Linked DNA regions of Mus musculus: region 2 is linked to region 1. Evidence: chromatin loops called from intact Hi-C (ENCODE). Cell type or tissue: gastrocnemius. All regions are shown on one strand. Each heading gives the region's core, and the rest is flanking DNA. Links, peaks and the distances in the headings are about the cores only.

Region 1 (4,400 bases), core at 315-4,314:
AAATGCTTGTAGAGTAAGTGAAGTTCAAATGAAAACTTTGGTGAGGTTATAAGCAGACCTCCAGTGGGGCTGGAGAGACAGCAAAGCAGTTAAGGCACTTGCTTTTGCTGGGACCTGATTTCAGTTCCTAGCACCCACCAGGTAGTTCGTAACTGCATGTAACCTCGGTTTCATGGAATCTGGTGCCCTCTTCTGGCCATTGCCGGTACTGCATGCATGGGGTGCACTAAGTGCATTCGGACAAAATGATCAGATGCATAAGAAAAGGAAGTTTTTTCCAGGGCCAGCTCAGCTAGTAAAAGCCACCAAGCCTGGTGAGTTCAATCCCCAAAACCCACATAGTAGGAAGAAGTAAGTCTTGCAAGCTGTCCTCTGACTTCTATATATCTTCTATGACACACGTACAGTTCCTCATAAGTAAAAAAATAATTGTTAACAATATTTACAGCTGGGTGTAGCAGCGTATGTCATAATTCCAGCACTTAGGGACAGAAGGAGGAAGACTGTAAGTTCAGGGCCAGTATAGACTGTATAATAAAAGCCTGTCTCAAAAGACAACAATAAAAATACAAGGCCCAAATATAAACAGACAGACAAGCAAACAAAGCTCAAGTGTTCCCATTTCACCTCTCCCCATGTTCTTTCCGTTTCTGCTGTGCCTTGCTTGAATAGCCTGTCACAGTTACTACTCAGCCACCTGCAGGTCAAGATTTACTTTATATTTGTCTAAAAAGTGTTTTCCTTTTATTTTTGGCCATCAGGAAATAGTAAGTCTAGGGTCTAAATTTTAGTCACTGCATTTACAGACATTAATAGTCAGAGAGCCCAACTCTTTAAGCAATATTTTATTATTTGTGGGAGATTTTCTCTGCCTTGGCCTTGTAACCTGTGAACCACAAACAGAATTTACTAAGTTCTTAGAGTCACTCATATTTATGAACATATAAGGATGTTATGAACTCTTAACATAAATTTATGTTATGAACTCTTAATATAAATTTATTGTTATGCTTAGCTTACTATGATTAGTGACCGGCCCTGAGTAGACTGAAGAAAGGGAACGTGTCCATCCTATAGAGATACTGCTTTCTAGATACACTGTAACATTACTTGCCTGCTGAGTAGACTGAAGAAAGGGAACGTGTCCATCCTATAGAGATACTGCTTTCTAGATACACTGTAACATTACTTGCCTGCCGCTTGTGTGGGGATAATCACAGTTCATTTATTGTTGACTAAAACTGAGACCTGGACAATACATTGTTCTAATTTATCTCATCTGTTTCATTGATTTCTCTGATTCCTCCTCTACTTTGTTTTTGTTTTTGTTTTTTTCCTATTGTTTCAGTTTTTTTGAGACCAACCCAGGCAGCCCAGGGTGGGATTCTTATATGTTTCTGAGGCTCTGTCTGAACTCCTGCTTCCCCTGTTTCCACTGCTCTGGGGCTGGGATTCCAGGCGGGCACCACCACAGCGGGCTCTCCTTGTTCTTTAGAGCGGTTCTCTGAAGCTTCAGGTATGCATTCCTTTGTTAAATATCTGTTGGCTACCACTGTGGGGGGAGGATTGTGCTTGAACTTGAGCCATGCAATTGACTAAGACGAAGTCGCAGTGGGAGACAGAGATGTTACATCACAAACATAAATGTGCTTAAGTTGCCCAGAGACTACACTGGAAGGGACTCCTGATTCTGCCTAGGTATAGCTGAGGCTAGACCAGTTACCCTGCTAGAGGAGAAAGATAAGCGTCAATGTGGAGTGCTTGGATTGAAAGAGTCCTGGTACACTGTGCAGGGCAGCCTGCGTTATTCTAGGATGTGGCTCTGTTTATAATCCACTAGAGGTTATAGAAAAACTTGAAAATAATAGAGTCTTCTGAGGGGCTAGACAGATAATTCATCAGGGCAGATAAGAGCACTGGTTGCTCTTCCAGAGGACTGGAGCTCAATTCCCAGCAACCACACAATGACTTACAACTAACTCCAGTCTCAGGGGATCTAACACCCTCTTCTGACCTCTGAAGGCACCAGGTATACACATAGCGCACAGACACACATGCAGGCAAAACACCCATATACATATAATAACCAAAAAGAGACGTGAGAAAAAGAAAAAAGTATTCCACAAAGACAGAGCAGAGGGCAGGGCACAAAGCTGTTTCCATAGCTTCTCCAGGAAAGAGACTCAGACAGGTTGTGTGAAGGGGGTGTGTCAGGGGAATTGATGAGGAAAATATAAATTTGCATGATAGTTGTTGTTAGTACTTAGACAGCACACTGTTCCAAACAGTTAAAAGGGGCCGGCGAGATGGTGCATTGGTAAGAGCACTGGCTGCTCTTCCAGAGATCCTGAGTTCAATTCCCAACAATCAAAGAGAGGGTTGTTCGAAACTGTCTGTAAAGGGATATGGTGCCCTCTTCTGGCAATCAGGTGTGCATGCAGCAGAGCACATCAGTTAATATCACGAGGTATTACTATTTCTATCCCATTTTACAGAGGAAACTACCGTGGTGCCATTCAAATTTGCCCACAAAATTTTCTGGTTCTTTTAAAGACGTGGAGCCCAATCCTATTACTCTATAACTAATGAAGTAGGGCAGAAGTGTGTGGTCTCTGTAAACACCACAGCATCAGAGCGTTGATCCACGTGAGACAGGAGGAAGTCTGGTTCAACACAACTCAGTAGCCAGCGTCGGTTCAGACTTCAAGAGTCTGACACCGGGAGGTTTATTTTAGGGATATTTAAGCACAGAACAATTTGGGGAAAAGGTTTTCTGGTGATAACTAACCCAGTCCATGTATACAAAAAAGCTTAAGACGTAATTTCATTGAAAGTCTTTTCAAAGTACATGTGACCTCTTCCATAAAGATGGGTTCTATTGACTGGGAAGCAATGGTCAAGATAAAGACCCAGAGGAAGACTGAAATAAACAAGGGTCTGGGGCAAGGGCGTGGGGGTGGGGAGGTGTGGCTTAGCCATACAGATAGTGCAGACCACCATGCTATTAACCACCTCTGCTCCATTTGTAAAGTACGTGTGACGTCTTCCCTAAGGATGGTTTTGACTGACGGATAAACAATTCGAGAGATAAGGTTGTCAGGAGGAAGAGACTGGGATAGACATACGTCTGGGGGAGTCAGATGTGGCCTGGCCCTACAGTGAGCATGGGGGCACCAGGCTCTTATCCATTCCAGCGTTCTGGGTGGGAAACAGGTTATATACATGCCTTCCTTTAAAGAGCCAACCCTGTGTCTTTAAGGTTCCTGTTTTCCCAAGTGCTTAACTGTGAGCATAAAGACCTTGTGCCCTCTCCACAGAAGTGACAAGCTGTGACTCTAAGACGAGGTTGTAAAAGGCATGGGGCCTTCTTGCACCCTCTCTAATGCATCATCCACCCTGGGGGAAGCCTGAGGCCTTACCTGGGAACTGAAGCAGCCTCAGGAAGTGGTTCCCACCGTAGGAGACAATGACTTTCCGCTAAGAGCCATCTTGGAACTGCAGCCTCTCGTGCTCTGCCGCGGGAGCAGCCACTTCAGAAAGGTTGCCTAACCAACCACACTGCTGCCTTCAGATGTCAGCAGCTCCAGCTTCCACCTACCCAGGGAGGGAACCTGTGCAACCCACCTGGCTAAGCCTCTCCCAGGTTCCTGACTCAGACTAACCTCAAAGACAGTAAATGTTGGCTAGTTTAAGCTATCGAGTTTTTTGTTTTTCTTTTTTAATTTATTAGATATTTTCTTTATTTACATTCAAAATGCTATCCCCTTTCCTAGTTTCCCCTCCTAGAACCCCCTACCCTCTCCCTCCTACCCTGCTCACCAACCCACCCACTCCTGCTTCCTGGCCCTGGCATTCCCCTATACTGGAGCATAGAGCCTTCATAGGACCAAGGCCCTCTCCTCCCATTGATGACCAACTAGGCCATCCTCTGCTACATATGCAGCTGGAGCCATGGGTCCTACCATGTGCTTTCTTTGATTGGTGGTTTAGTCCCAGGGAGCTCTGGGGGTACTGGTTGGCTCATATTGTTGTTCCTCCTAGGGGGCTACAAACCCCTTCAGCTCCTTGGGTGCTTTCTCTAGCTTCTCCATTGGGGACCCTGTGTTCCATTTTATAGATGACTGTGAGCATCCACTTCTGTATTTGCTAGGCACTGGCAAAGCCTCTCAGGAGACAGCTGTATCAGGCTCCTGTCAGCAAAATCTTGTTGGCATCTGCAATAGTGTCTGGGTTTGGTGGTTGTTTATGGGATGGATCCCCAGGTAGGGCAGTCTCTGGATGGTCATTCCTTCAGTCCCTGCTCTGAACTTTGTCTCTGTAACTCCTTAAGCTACTGAGTTTTGAGTGATTTACTTTGCAGCATCATTAACAAATTAAATTGTGTTTCTAAGTTCACACGA
Region 2 (4,400 bases), core at 256-4,255, 59 kb after region 1:
GATCTCTATTTACTTAATATAAATGAATCGTCATTATTCTCCTAGACTACTTTTCCTTTTTCATACAAATATGTGGTGTGTATGTCTGTAACCATGTATGTGTGGACATGCATGGTGTGTATATATGCATGTGGAGGTCCTATGTTGGTGCCAGGAATCTTCCTCCAGCATTTTTCTACCTTATTTACTGAAGGAGAGTTTTTACATCAAATTCAGAAATATGGCTAAGTCTCAGTAGCCAGCTTGCTCGAGATGTCTTTGCCATCCCTATCTTGTACAGGCTAGTTACCAGGCCCATTCAAAATGCAGACATGCTCTGTAGATTCAACTCTAGACCCTCTGTGGGTACAGCATGTGCTCCCCACTGCTGAGCTATCCGCAGCCCACAGAATACTTAAGGAACAAATGTAACATCTGACTGACCTTACATGGTGGCCCTCCTGACTGAGTTCGATTGGCATGAGAGCATGGATATAGAAGACTAGTGAAGCACTCCTTTGGGCCTGTGTGTGAGGGCATTTCTGTGAGGATTAACTAAGGGGGAAGTAGCTGTCTAGAAGGTGGCTGGCCCAGAGCCTGAATGGAAATCAGAAGAAACAAAGAAGAAAGTCCACTGCACAAGCATTCTCCCTGCTCCACGCCATGATGGATGGAAACTGATGTCCCAATAGACGGCTCTCCCTTTCAGCTGTTTCTCTCACATATGTCATGCTCACAGTGACTAACCTTCAACACACTTAGATGTTTATGAGCTGTGCTCTTAATTCTCAGTGCACCCTTGGATTTAAATGCGATCACTGCCACATATGGAGAAGAGAGGGACATGAGAAAATGTCATGCTGGGCTTGAGAGATGGTTCAGCAGTTGAGAACACGTACTGCTCTTGCAGAGGACCGGAGTTTAGCGCCCACATCAGGCAGCTCACAATCACCTTTAACACAGGTACAGGGGGATCTAACTCCTCTGGTCTGAGGGAACCTGTACTCATGTGCACATACCCCAAAACAGATAGAAAAATACATAACTAAACATAAAAAATCTTTTGAAAAAGGAATTTTAAGCTTACTTCATACTTTAGTACTAAGTGGGGGCCAGGTAGGTTGGTGGTGATGGCAAGCTTTCTCCCCCCATAGTTGTTTCCCCTTAGATAAACTACATTAGAATATGGGAAAAATCCAAAATATCGGAGGGCACCAAATGAGTCACAGGCGAGCTGTGACACACTTCCACCACTTCTGTGTCACTGACCAGCTGGAGAGGGGAAGGCAAGCATGTGTCATCTGAAGTCTTAAGTGTTTCTGGAATGTTTCCTAGGTTCTGAGAATTTCTGCACTGCACATTCGTACGTTGAGATTTTTGTCTCTAAGTCATTTCCTGTCCAGCTCACAGCTATAAATGTAACTAAGACAGCAACAATGAACTATGAAGTAACTTTTCAGTCTATTATAAGCAGACAAGTAATTCTTAACCAACTGGGCCAAGGCAAACTGCTTGTCCAGTCAAAATAGTAAACAATGTCAAACTGACTGATAATCTAGATGGGCTAGAAACTGTAACAATATGCCTGGAGACCTTCCCTCTCCAGTGTTCTCTGGCGCTTAGCACACGCAGGAGCTTGTTCTGATAAAAGCTCTAAACATTGAGTTTTATTCCTACTTCTTACAGAAGCTTAGGAGCTTGCCTCAATCTATCTCCTGCTTATTGACAGTCCCACCCTTGATCTGCATAAGCCGCTGGCTGCACAGGAAATCTGATGAGTTGACTTTCATTTTATTATAATGATGACAAGAAGAAAACCCAATCATTCCTGCAGGGGACTATCTTACTAAGGAAAGGACATTTAGAATTTACTGATTTATGGGCTAAAGAGATACCTCAGAGATTAAGAGCTCATACTGCTTTTGTAGAGGACCCAAGTTCGTTCCTGGCACCCATGCCAGATGGCTCACGACTGCCTGTAACTTTAGTTTCCAGGGAATCCAACACCCTCTTGTGGTCTCCATGGGTACTACGGCACTTACATGCATAAACTGGCACGCAGATACACATCTACACATTCTACTTTACATTTTTAGAATAGAAATATAACCTACTGACTTTACTTTGTGTCTTTTTTCAGGAACTGGTACATCTAAAACATCTAAGTTAAGTACAAGAGTGGGACTGGAGAACAATATAGGACTATGAGTCATGAAAATGTTAGACATAAAACATACCATCCCAGTGAATAATAGACATAATAATAACATAGCTGACATTCATGAGGCTCCATACAGAGCAATGTCCTTGCTCGTATTGCCACCATATGAAACTATATGACAGTGGCATTTAATGCTTATGAAATCAGTATTATCAAACTGACTGATAATCTAGATGGACTATATAAATATTGTACGTGTATGTGTAACACAAGTGCATATATATGTGAAATTATAGGGCCTAGAGATAGAGAAACTAAGAATGAATCTACCATGGGTGTCTGAGGAAAATAATTTTAGATTTCCTTCAAAGAAAACATTTCTTGTGAGTTTCTGATTAAGTATAAAGAGTCTACGCATCCATTGTTTTAATTTTTCCAAAATGACAAAGAAATACCTGCTGATAAAGGGGAGGGGGGCACAGCAGCATCAAGAGGTCCACGTAATGGGATACGTTTATAATACCAGCATTTGAGAAGCTGAGGCATCAGGATGTCTGCAAGTTCAAAGCCAGCCTAAGTCTAGGCCACAAAGCAGGATCTTGTTTCCAAGAAACAAAACTATGATATCAAATACAAACCAAATAGTGAGAAGAAATAAGCCAGACAGATCAGCAGGAACTGGCTGGCCAATGTGGTGAAGCATCGAGAGGAGAGACAGGCAAGGCCCACTGACTCACTGGGTCACAAGCTAGGAGCGAAGAAACAGCAAAACCAAAGCACTGTAGATGGAAGCACACTTTGCCACAGTCTCCTGCTCCATTACTGTGGTAAATCCACCCCACCTGCCTATATGATCCAGTCAACAGAAACCTTAACAGTGCAGGATAATGAGCTAATGAGCTGAAAAACTCAGTGTGGTGACTTGGCTCCCTGAGGCAGGGCAGTGGGCTAAGCCCCACCCAAACCTCCCTATTAGAAATCCAGGGTGCATCATCACAGAACTGTGAATGTCACTTAAAGAAAGGCTTCAAGGAGAGAGACTCCAGGGGCAAACCTTGCTTTACATTTCAACAATGTGGGACATTGCCGTGAAGGTTACTAAGCAGCTGATCTTAGGGAGAGAGATGGGTTATCTGGATGGGTCCAATATAATCACATCGTCCTTTATATACAAAAGAGAGGCTGAAGAAAGAGGCACAAGAGAGACGAGGCAGGAGAGAGCGGATGAACTTGAGAACTCAGAAGGTCTCAGGAACGATGGTGGGGAGCCTTGGGACCTTATTCCTACAACTACAAGGAACCAAACTGTGCCATGAAGAACTCCCTCTCAAGAGTGTTGAGGAGGGAACAAAGACCTAGGTGAGTCACGCTGCTGTGCCCAGACCTTCAGCCTAAATATAAAAATTCTGTGTTGTTTTCAGCTGCTAAACTTATGGTATTTCCTCATGGTGGCAATGAAATACTAACAGTTTCAAATATAAAAGTCAGAGATATACATACATAGCTCAGTAGTAGAGTTCATTTATGCACAAAACAAGCAATAAGGAGAAGCATGGTAGGAGTATAAAATGAAACTACTTCAATAAACACACTAATAAAGATGAGAGAAGGGCCTCTGTGAGAGATGACAGGGCATCAAAGAAGCAGAAACTAAGAGGTTTGGATATTAACAGCAGGGGAGGGGGTTCTATGCGTCGTCACTATTCTACTGAGGTACAACTGTATTCCGGTGGTCTTAAATCTATTGACCATCTGTGCAACAAACACTCTGGGGAAATACAAACAGTGAGAACTAAAGTGTGGTGCCACTCTAGTATAGAAGACAAGCAGTTATTACTAAGAGGATCAACCCAAGAACACCGCCCAACAGCACACACCAAAGGCGAATGATCAAACTCGGGAGAAGAACTAGCAAGGAAACAGTAACATGAGAATCAGGCCCTCTGGAGTCTCCAGAGTAACAGACGGAAATAAATCCCTAACCAAGGGACATTGCTATGGAATTTCAAGACAGAAGAGTAAAGATCCTACAAGCTTCCAAGGAGAAGCAGCAGTCCACAAAGAAGAGATGAAAATGAACATCAGAGCACTGACTGGAGAGATGGCTAACTGGTGAGGAGCAGTGGCTGCTCTTGAAGAGGAACCAAGCAGAGAAAATATGGCCCATAACTCTGAGTGAAGGAAAAGGGGAGGAGGCAGGAAGGGAGCAGAAATTATCCAGATGAAGCACCAGCCACTAACAACAGGAGCTACTCCATGT

The links. Peaks named below come from ENCODE experiments on the same cell type or tissue, not always from the same donor. Only the 100,000 strongest peaks of a DNase experiment are listed, where the experiment ranks them.
Region 2: a loop joins it to region 1, with 2.1 times the contacts of the local background. A loop is called at or near these places in 1 of 42 quality-filtered maps.

Annotation. Positions count from the first base shown.
Region 1 is chr14:45,432,016-45,436,415 of GRCm38, forward strand. No RefSeq gene overlaps it. Among named protein-coding and RNA genes, the nearest start is that of Gm34250, 13 kb to the right of the region's middle. In gastrocnemius, for the core only: a CTCF peak has its summit at 2,418 (motif pointing left); no DNase peak of the experiment used is centred there.
Region 2 is chr14:45,490,901-45,495,300 of GRCm38, forward strand. The region is part of intron 3 of Fermt2 (fermitin family member 2); the gene reads right to left. Among named protein-coding and RNA genes, the nearest start is that of Fermt2, 37 kb to the right of the region's middle. In gastrocnemius, for the core only: a CTCF peak has its summit at 1,999 (motif pointing left); a DNase peak (open chromatin) is centred at 1,975; H3K27ac peaks cover 2,620 bases.